Regions from separate parts of the Homo sapiens genome. Here region 2 is linked to region 1. Evidence: chromatin contacts called from ENCODE Hi-C or POLR2A ChIA-PET data. All regions are on one chromosome and are shown on one strand. The core of a region is the stretch at or near the end of the contact, and the rest is flanking DNA. Distances in the headings are between cores, read along the strand shown. Region 1 holds the start of LINC01089 (long intergenic non-protein coding RNA 1089). Region 2 holds the start of KMT5A (lysine methyltransferase 5A).

The links. A loop is a pair of places that touch in the nucleus more often than their neighbours do. ChIA-PET counts read pairs that join two places held with the same protein, here RNA polymerase II (POLR2A). Pooled maps may share reads with other maps.
Region 2: a loop to region 1 is called in a pooled map, with 6 times the contacts of the local background. The contact joins the promoter of KMT5A here to the promoter of LINC01089 in region 1. A Hi-C loop is called at or near these places in 1 of 37 single-sample maps with no recorded cell type and 9 of 50 pooled maps. POLR2A ChIA-PET finds 5 or more read pairs at or near these places in 1 of 52 experiments (GM12878).

Annotation. Positions count from the first base shown.
Region 1 is chr12:121,801,696-121,804,858 of GRCh38, forward strand. LINC01089 (long intergenic non-protein coding RNA 1089) reads right to left here and starts at 1,251. Exons shown (of 4, transcript NR_152740.1): 1 at 936-1,251; 2 at 12-113. It overlaps SETD1B (SET domain containing 1B, histone lysine methyltransferase), which reads left to right and starts at 2,314. Exons shown (of 17, transcript NM_001353345.2): 1 at 2,314-2,538; 2 at 3,029-3,163. The coding sequence starts at 3,043. RefSeq lists silencers at 1,859-2,108, 2,379-2,508, 2,549-2,608.
Region 2 is chr12:123,381,680-123,387,807 of GRCh38, forward strand. KMT5A (lysine methyltransferase 5A) reads left to right here and starts at 2,453. Exons shown (of 8, transcript NM_020382.7): 1 at 2,453-2,529. The coding sequence starts at 2,520. RefSeq lists silencers at 1,424-1,646, 2,574-2,743 and enhancers at 1,611-2,341, 1,864-2,083, 2,924-3,083.

The DNA of each region.
Region 1 (3,163 bases), core at 1-2,500:
GTTCTTATTACCTTTTTGTAAGTTACACCCTCACGTTCTGCTCCTTCCACTTCTGCAAACTTTCCAGGGTTGGGTAGGCAAAAAGGCGGCTTCGCTGAGGACTGTTTACTGCTCTGGATATAGCAATGGTGTGATCGTCATTAAGAGACAAAAGGCGAAAATACAGTCAAATCAAACAAAAGGCACAAGACGCACCAGCCGCCCAACCACCATAGAAAATACCCCCCACTTAACGTTGGTGTTTGCTGGAACCAGCTAGGACTTGTTTTCCAGTTTTAATCTAGTTTCCTGTGACGGCTTTAGTCTCTCTACACAAAGAAAAGGTCTTCCTTTCCCTCACCCACCAGCTCCCCCCAACCCCCAACACCAAAGACGAGAAAAACAGGGCTGTTTTTCTTCAAATAGATCGATTTTCAAAGAAAGTGTACAAGCTACGGGGAAGAAAGCTGACTAGCATTTAGTGCTGTAAACATTTTCAAAAGCATAAAGCTAGAACCTTAGCTTTATAAAGCAAGATCGTCTCAAGCATCTTAACTGGCTTATATTAGACAAGAGAGACAAAGACATACATGCAGATGAAGGTTCGGAAAATTAAGGACATCTCAGCAACATTAACATCAAAACTGTACTGCGTCAGGACAGAATGGATTGGGTACTTACAATGTAAAAGGTTTTTTAAAAACTAAAAGAGTAACAACTGCTCACAATTTTTTGTTGCTGCCATTTCGCTAGTCCTAAAGCTATATACATTTAAAACATTACCTTGTTAAAAAGAGAGAAGGAGTTAATAAGATGGCCAGGTTTAAGTGTTTAATAGAGGAAACTAGATATATTTAAAAATTTATTGTTCAGTCAAGAGAATACAGATTAAGACAGCTCCAAGCTCCCCCCACCCACCCATAGAACAAAAAGAGGAAAAAAAATATGTCATTTACTTAGGTTTTTTTGGAATTCAAAACTGTTAACTGCTGACATGAATGGTGTGCTATGACCTAGTTATACAAGACAAAGATGGATTCCAAGTCATAAGGAAAAATCCAGATCTTTTTAAAAAGTCTTCTCCAGTCTTCCAACTGTGAGTCCTTGGGCCTGTTGACAAATGTTAAACACACTGAGACGTCCTGAACTGGATGGTAGAGTCAAAGGAAAAACATTCCCCATTTGCAACAAAGGAAAAACCCACTTGGCCATTTAATTCCATTGCAGAAAAATGGCTTCCCTCATCTGTTGGCCTCTCCTTCGTGTCTGATGAAGGATGTTTTGAGATCAGCGTCTAATAACTCAAGCCCTATAGAAGCCGCGCGCTGATTGGCTGCCGCGCCCTGCCGCCCTGCTCCAGCCAATTACCTACCCACGGCCAAATTACAAACCCCGAAAAGAGCCCCAATATGAGCTACACCAGCTCCGAGCCCCGGCGAGGCGGCTCCTGCGCCTCGGCCGCCAGAGAGGAGCGGCAGAGGGGGCTGCAAACGCGTCCTCGCGAAGCCCGGGAGCCTCGGAGTTGAACTCACAAAATGGAAGCCGCGCGCTGATTGGCCGCCGCCACTCCCGGACCTTTAATAAAGAAAGGGGAAGGAAAAGATAAATGCAAAAAAGGGGGACTCTCTCCTCCGCGGGTGGCTGGAGGAAGGGGGGGAAGCATGTGTTCAGGACAATTACAGGGCGCTCCCCTCCAAAAATAAAAACAGAAGAAGGCGTCTATCGCCCAGGTCCAGGCGAGGGCTGCATCCTCCCAGGAATGCGAATGCTAACGTGGTGAACCCTGGTCTCCCTTCCCCAGCTCAGCTCCGGGGAGGGGGTCGCGGGCCGCAGGAGGAAGCCGGAGCGCAGATACCTCGATTGCAACTCCTCTGAGTCGACGCCGGCCTCCCCCCGCGGCTCCCAGCGTCCACACACACCCTCGGCCCCCCAGACCCCAGCCATCTCCCCGGGCCCCGCGCGCCCGCCTCCGGCCCGGGCAGTTTGGAAACAGTTTTGCAGGCCCGGGACGCACGCCGCGGCGGTCGCGGCTCTGAGGGTAGTCCCGGCCGCGGGAGGTAGAGCCCGGGGAGACCCCCTCCCCCGCCAGCCAAGACCCCCACCCCAGTCCCAGAAAAATAAATAAATTAAAAGGCCTTCCCCCGGGGAGGGGGAGGCAGTGTGGGAGCGCGCGAGTGAGGGGTGGGGGGCCGCTGGGGCCCGGGGCTTTGGCGGCGCAGCTGCCGCCGCCGGGAGAGTGCCTGGGGAAGCGGCGAGGAAGGAGAGGGGAGGAGGAAGAGGAGGAGGAGGAGGAAGAGGAGGAGGGTGAGCGCTCGGGTCGGGCTCCTTAGCGGTGTATTGTGGGATGTGCGGCTACTGGGAGCCGAGCCTCCGCCGCCAGCCGCCTCCCGGGCAGCAGCAGCAGCAGCGGCGGCGGCAGCGGCAGCAGCTCCGGGCCCGGCAGCCGCGGCGGCGGCGCCCCCCCTTCCTGGCCCCCGGTCCGGCCGCCCCGGCCTCGGCTCCCTCGGGGGACACCATGTACTGGCTGGCGGCGCAGGGAGGCCGGCGCCCGGCGGGGATGTAAGCGCGGCTCGGGGAGGGAGAGGCCGCGGCCGGCAGCCGGGCGGCCCAAGCCCCCGGCCCCGGCCCTGGCCCGAGCGGGCGAGCGGGCGGGCGGGCGGCGGCGCCGCCAGGCCCTGCCGCCAGCCTCGCGCCAGAGCCGGGCCGAGCTAGCGGGTGAGCGCCACGCCGGGCGGCCGGGCGGGCACCATGGGCCGGAGTCCGCGTCCTCCGGGCGCCCCGGGCCCCGCCAGCCCGCCCAGGGGACCCCCGGGAGCCCCTCGCTGCCGCCCCGAGACGGTGGCCGAGCGGGCGGGCGCGTAATTCTCCCGGAAGGGTTATTCTCTCGCTCCATTCTTGTTTTGGGGGGAGCCAGCGAGACAGCTCCTTTCGGGGCGCGCTGGCAAGGTGGGAGGGGGTGGGGGCCTGCCGATTGGATTCTTTCGCGTGTGTGTAGAAGCGGCCGCCGCCGCCGCCGCGGCGGAGACGACAACAACTTGCTGGTTTTCAGGTTGGGTTAACGGCATGGAGAACAGTCACCCCCCCCACCACCACCACCAGCAGCCCCCGCCGCAGCCCGGCCCTTCGGGCGAGAGGAGGAACCACCATTGGAGAAGTTACAAGTTGATGATTGACCCGGCTCTGA
Region 2 (6,128 bases), core at 1,203-3,702, 1.6 Mb after region 1:
CCACGCCCGGCTAATTTTTTTTTTTTTGTATTTTTAGTAGAGATGGGGTTTCACCGTGTTAGCCAGGATGGTCTCGATCTTCTGACCTGGTGATCCGCCCACCTCAGCCTCCCAAAGTGCTGGGATTACAGGTGTGAGTCACCACACCCAGCCTTAAAATTATCTTTTAAATAATGCCTTGTTTCTTCCCTAAAAGAATGCAGGGAAGGAGCTGTGTCTACTTTCCCTTCGGATCCTTGGGGGATCCAAAACAGCGGCAGGCATAGAGCTCAATAAATGTTGAAATAATCAATTTTGGAGAAAGCAAACACCTCTCTCTCTATATATATTTTTTGTTTGTTTGTTTGTTTGTTTTGAGACAGAGTCTCGCTCTGGTGCCCAGGCTGGATTGCAGTGGGACGATCTTGGCTCACTGCAACCTCTGCCTCCCGGGTTCAAGCACTTCTCCGCCTCAGCCTCCTGAGTAGTGAGATTACAGGCACGCACCACCACGCCTGGCTAATTTTTGTATTTTTAGTAGAAACGGGGTTTTCACCATGTTGGTCAGGCTGGTCTTGAATTCCTGACCTCGTGATCCACCTGCCTCGGCCTCCCAGAGTGCTGGGATTACAGGTGAGAGCCACTGCACACTGCCACACTTCCACATATTTATGGAAGCTGTAAGGCATGTTGGAGATTACGGCACCAGCTCCTTCATTTGACAGGTAGGGAAATGGAAGGCCAGAGAGCTGAACTGATGTGCCAAGTGACACAGTGACTTTGTGACAAAAGTGTCCTTTTCTACCTTTCCCAGTGCTTTCACATATATCATTTTATTTTCCTTTCCTATTTTCCTGGTGCTTTGGAAGAGTCTTTGGGCAATGGTTGGGTCTCCAAAACCTTTTCAATTACCAAAGAGACAGGATGGATTAGTGACCTCGTCCCACACCCCTGGGAGGGGCCCCAGGGAAGAGCAGTAGTAACTGGACGCCTTCCCTGAGTCCAAAGCAGACACTCCAGGACACCTGATTCTCTGGGAACATACTGACTGAGCCCCCTCTCTCAGAGGGGAACAGCGAATACTTGCTTCCCTCGGGATAAGGTAGCCATTTAGTGTTTGAACAGTGGAGAGACTGACCCAGGCCCTGCAATTACATTGCTGGGTGACCTTGGGCAGCGCGTAAGTGACCCGCTTCCTCTATTGCCCCATCTGTAAAATGGGTGGGTGTGAAGCATTAGGATCTTTGCGGTCCTGGAAGGACCTTCCCTACTGACCCAGTTAGTTGGTAGGAGTTGTGTCTGTGGGTTTTTTTTTTTTTCTTTTTTTGAGACGGAGTCTCGTTCTGTCGCCCAGGCTGGAGTGCAGCGGCGTGATCTCGGCTCACTGCAAGCTCTGTCTCCCGGGTTCACGCCATTGTCCTGCCTCGGCCTCCCAGGTAGCTGGGACTACAGGCGCCCGCCACCACGCCCGGCTCATTTTTTTTGTATTTTTAGTAGAGACGGGGTTTCACCGTGTTAGCCAGGATGGTCTCGATCTCCTGACCTCGTAATCCACCCGCCTCGGCCTCCCAAAGTGCTGAGATTACAGGCGTGAGCCACCGCGCCCGGCCGGGTTTTGAATACTGGAATATTCAATAAACCTTTTTTTTTTTTTTTTTTTTTGAGACAGTGTTTCGCTCTTGTTGCCCAGGCTGGAGTGCAATGGCGCGATCTCGGCTCACCGTAACCTCTGCCTCCCGAGTAGCTGGGATTACATGCTATTCTCCGGCCTCAGCCTCCCGAGTAGCTGGGATTACATGCATGCGATACCACGCCCGGCTAATTTTGTATTTTTAGTAGAGACTGGGTTTCTCTATATTGGTCAGGCTGGTCTCGAACCACGGACCTCAGGTGATCCGCCCGCCTCAGCCTCCCAAAGTGCTGGGATTACAGGCATGAGCCACCGCGCCCGGCCAAAACCTTTCAAACCTGAGAATGAATGGATCAAACTGCTGGAGAGGTCGGTGTGCTGGAGTTGCTAAACTGCTGGGAGACTCAGGTTTCCCAGCTCTTAAGGGAAGATCGAGGGGTCAAAGGTCGGGTTCCGGTCAAGCCCACAGAGAACCGGAAGTCCCAGATCCGGTCGGCTCGGAGCCCAGGGCTCCAGCCGGGCTACTCACGCTCCGGAGGCGGAGCTTCAGCAGCGGGAGGGGGAGGAATCTGGGGCCTCCCAATGGCAGCTCGGGTGTCTTCCATCGCAGCCATTCAACGTCTGGCGACGGTCAAATTTAAACACCCCTCCCACCTCCTCCGCCGGGACCTGTCGGGAAAGCGTTTGCAGTTATTGCGGCGGCTGGACACGCCCCGCCGCCGAAGAGGCGGGAGAAGGGCGGGGCCTTTCTCCGAGTTGGCCTATCACTACGGGCAGCCTGCGGAGAGGCGGGAGGCGGCGCCAATCGGGGCGAGCAGCTGGAGCCCGGCGGAGCAGTTGGCTGAGTTGTTGCAACTTTTTTCGAAAGCTGGGTTTCCCGGGAGATCCCAGGCGGTGACAGAGTGGAGCCATGGCTAGAGGTATTTGCCCAAGTGGCCGGCACCGGAGCGGCTGGGTCGGGGGTCGTGCTGGAGGGGTTGCCGGGGTGGAGGCAGCGGCTGCGGGGAGGCGTCCTCCTCGGGTGGCTCGGGGCAAGCTTGGGGACCCGCGTGGGGGGAGAGGGGGTGCTGCTGCGGAACCCGCCGGCCCCCCCTTGCGGCTCCAGATGCCCCCAGAAACCCTTCCCACTGCCGTGCTTCTGTTTCCCTTCTATGAAGTGAACACCTGCGGGCCTGCCTCTCCACGGCAGCAGATCCATATGTCAGAGCTCTTTGGAAACTAAAGCGCAGGGCACCTCCAGGGAATAGGTGTTATTGATAGAAGTGGGGCGGGGGCAGGAGTGAGGCTTCGCCCACTTTGGGGCCCTCTCTCTTTGGGAAAGGAGGTGATCCCGAGGCGAAGGCGCAGATCGATAACCTGCATATTGGGGTGCGCGTCAGGGTGGACACCGCAGCAGGCGCCTTTCCTCCCTCCCCACGTCCTGAGTCAGCTCTGCGCCGCTGGAGCGAAGGCCGGGCCCCGCTGGCCCACTTTGGGGTAAAACGGGTTCCTGGCATCTCGCGGGCGCGGTCGTTCGCCCCGCATCTGGTCAGGACTTCGCCCCCCGGTAGATGGCTTGGGTGGGCTTGTACAGCCCTGGGAGGCGATGCCCTGTCTGAAGTCCTCTGCATACTTAGTTGGCTGTCAGGACAGTGCCTCCCAGGTATGCGGCAAAGAGATCTCCAACCGCTTGGTCATTTCCAGCCACTGCGTCTCCTTCACGCCAAAGGGCCAAAAACTTGAGCGTGAAAGTTGAGTAGAATTAGTATTAAAAAAAAAAAAAAGTTTTGGTATTATATTTTTCTCAAAATTTCAAGGCTTCAAGTGTTAGTAGGAATTTGCTTTAGTGCAGTATGCTCCCTATAGCAATAATAATGAATAAAATAATGATTCATTCAGTAAATATCTATTGGGTCCCTTTGTTTTCAGGCCCTGAAGTCAGTTGCATCATCTATTCTCCTAGCATCCCTAGAGGTTCTTTTGGGATAAGACTTACCCAGAGCCTGATGAAAAAATGAGGCATAGTAAACTTCAGGTTAAAGAGCTTCATCACTCAACTCTTGGAGAAAATTAATACTAATATTTTTCCTTTGAAAAGTGTTAAGCATCTAAAAGTATATTTAACATTATCTGACTAATTTATCTGACAAATTTTAATAAAACTATGCTTCCTGGGTTCATTTTTCTCATCACAGCAAAATCATTTAAACTACTTGTTTTAAAAGTAGTGCATTAATTAATATATGAAGAAAACTAACCATCTATCATTGAAATACTTAAAATATGACTAAATAATAATTATGGCCAGGCATGGTGGCTCACACCTGTAATCCTAGCACTTTGGGAGGCCAAGGCGGGCAGATCACCTGAGGTCGGGAGTTCGAGACCAGTCTGACCAACATGGAGAAATCCCGTCTCTACTAAAAATACAAAATTAGCCGGGCATGGCAGCGCATGCCTGTAATCCCAGCTACTTGGGAGGCTGAGGCAGGGAGAATTGCCTGAACCTGGGAGGTGGAGCTTGCAGTGAGCCGAGATTACGTCACCGCACTCCAGCATGGGCAACAGAGCAAGACTCCATCTCAAAAAAACAAACAAGAACAATAACAAAATAATAATAATTACCACTGAGGGCCAGGCACTTTATTAACTCAATTGATCTTTACAAATTGTTATTCTCATTTTTTGGAAGAGGAAGCGTGAAGTCCAAACTTGCTGTCCAGACTCTAGCTTGGCTGGGTCTTTGCTTGTGCCACCCAACCTCCCTTACTTACCCAAAGCGAAGATAATGTTTGTCAGCTCCTCCCATGGCAGCTTACAAATCACCTATGTAATTATTAGTTATTGATTCTCACTGTCTCACTTGACCCCCAAATTAGTAGTTACCTGTTTCTTAGGCTTTACTGCCCTTGCAAGCTATTAAATTGGATATTTAGATTTAGATTTTTTTTTTTTTTTTTTTTTTTGAGACAGAGTCTCTCTCTGTCACCCAGGCTGGAGTACAGTGGAGTGATTTCAGCCCGCTTCACCCTCCCTCTCCTGTGTTCAAGTGATTCTTGTGCCTCAGCTTCCCAAGTAGCTGGGATTACAGGCACCTGTCACCACACCCAGCTAATTTTTGTATTTTTAGTAGAGACGGGGTTTCGCCATGTTGGCCAGGCTAGTCTTGAACTCCTGACCTCAGGTTATCTGCCCACCTCGGCCTCCCAGAGTGCTGGGATTACAGGCAAAAGCCACCACGCCTGGCCAATATTTAGAATTGTAAATACCAAATCATTTACAGCACTTCAAATGAACAGTCTTTTTCTTCTAGAAAATTGGGCTTTGAACTTGCAATTCACTTTGAGAGCCCTGCTGGGTCACAGAAACAAACTGGTCAGATGCCAGGCAACACCTCACTCATTTTGAAGTTTTATAATCATGCAAATATTTACAACCCCAATATATTAGTCTCAGGGGTCAGTCCACCTACCTTTCACTATTTCTACTGCCATTGTTGAATGGTCTCTTGGTTGGTTGCCCTCCTCATTTTGCCATCTTCAGTTCATTATCCCTTAGCACCTGGTGGGGGGGTCTCCAAAAATACAGACTTTTCTTTTTTTTTGGGAGACAGAGTCTCACTCTGTCACCCAGGATAGAGTGCAGTGGCACAATCTTGGCTCACTGCAAACTCCACCCCCCTGGGTTCAAGTGACTCTCCTGCCTCAGCCTCCCAAGTAGCTGGGATTACAGGCATGCGCAACCACGCCAAGCTAATTTTTGTATTTTTAGTAGAGACGGGGTTTCGCCATGTTGGCCAGGCTGGTCTCAAACTCCTGATTTCAGGTGATTTGCCCTCCTCTGCCTCCCAAGGTGCTGGGATTACAGGTGTGAGCCACTGCGCCCAGCTGGTGTATTTGTTATATACGTATAAACTTGCGGAGAAAGGACTGTTTTGAAACTTACATTGAATGATCTGTATTTACATCTTCTAGGTACTGGAGCTGCAGAATTGAGAGGAATAGGTGCTAGACTTGTAATGTGTCCCCTGCAATTGGGGGCTCAAATGCAGAGAAAGCTATGACCATGAGTGGGGCGTGGGGTGTGGCTCGGTATACTAGAATGTGAAATGGATAAGATGATCTATGTGGGTGCTTCCTGCTCCAAAACCATGATTCTCATGGCAGTTAAGCTGCAAAACTTCTCTGCCTTGCAGAAATAGAAGACGCTTTCAAATGGCTCAACCTGGTTATCAGAGTGTCACTTTCGAATCCTCTTTCACCCTCTGGGTAATCTTTTGGATATTCAACTGTAGTAGGCTCTGCAGAGGGCATAGGCAGAGTACCTAGCCCACTGGAGTTAGTGGTTGGGCTGGAGACCCTGCCTTGAAGGATGCTAAAGCATGAGCTGATTTGGGAGGGATTGTCTGAGCAGTGACCTGTCACCACCTAATCCTACTCAGTCTTATCCGTTCCAATGGGAGTCGAGGGAGGCTAGGTGGGAGGATGGCTACAAACAGCCATTTGCTTATCTGTGGATGTTGGAAGGTGCTCTGGTGGAT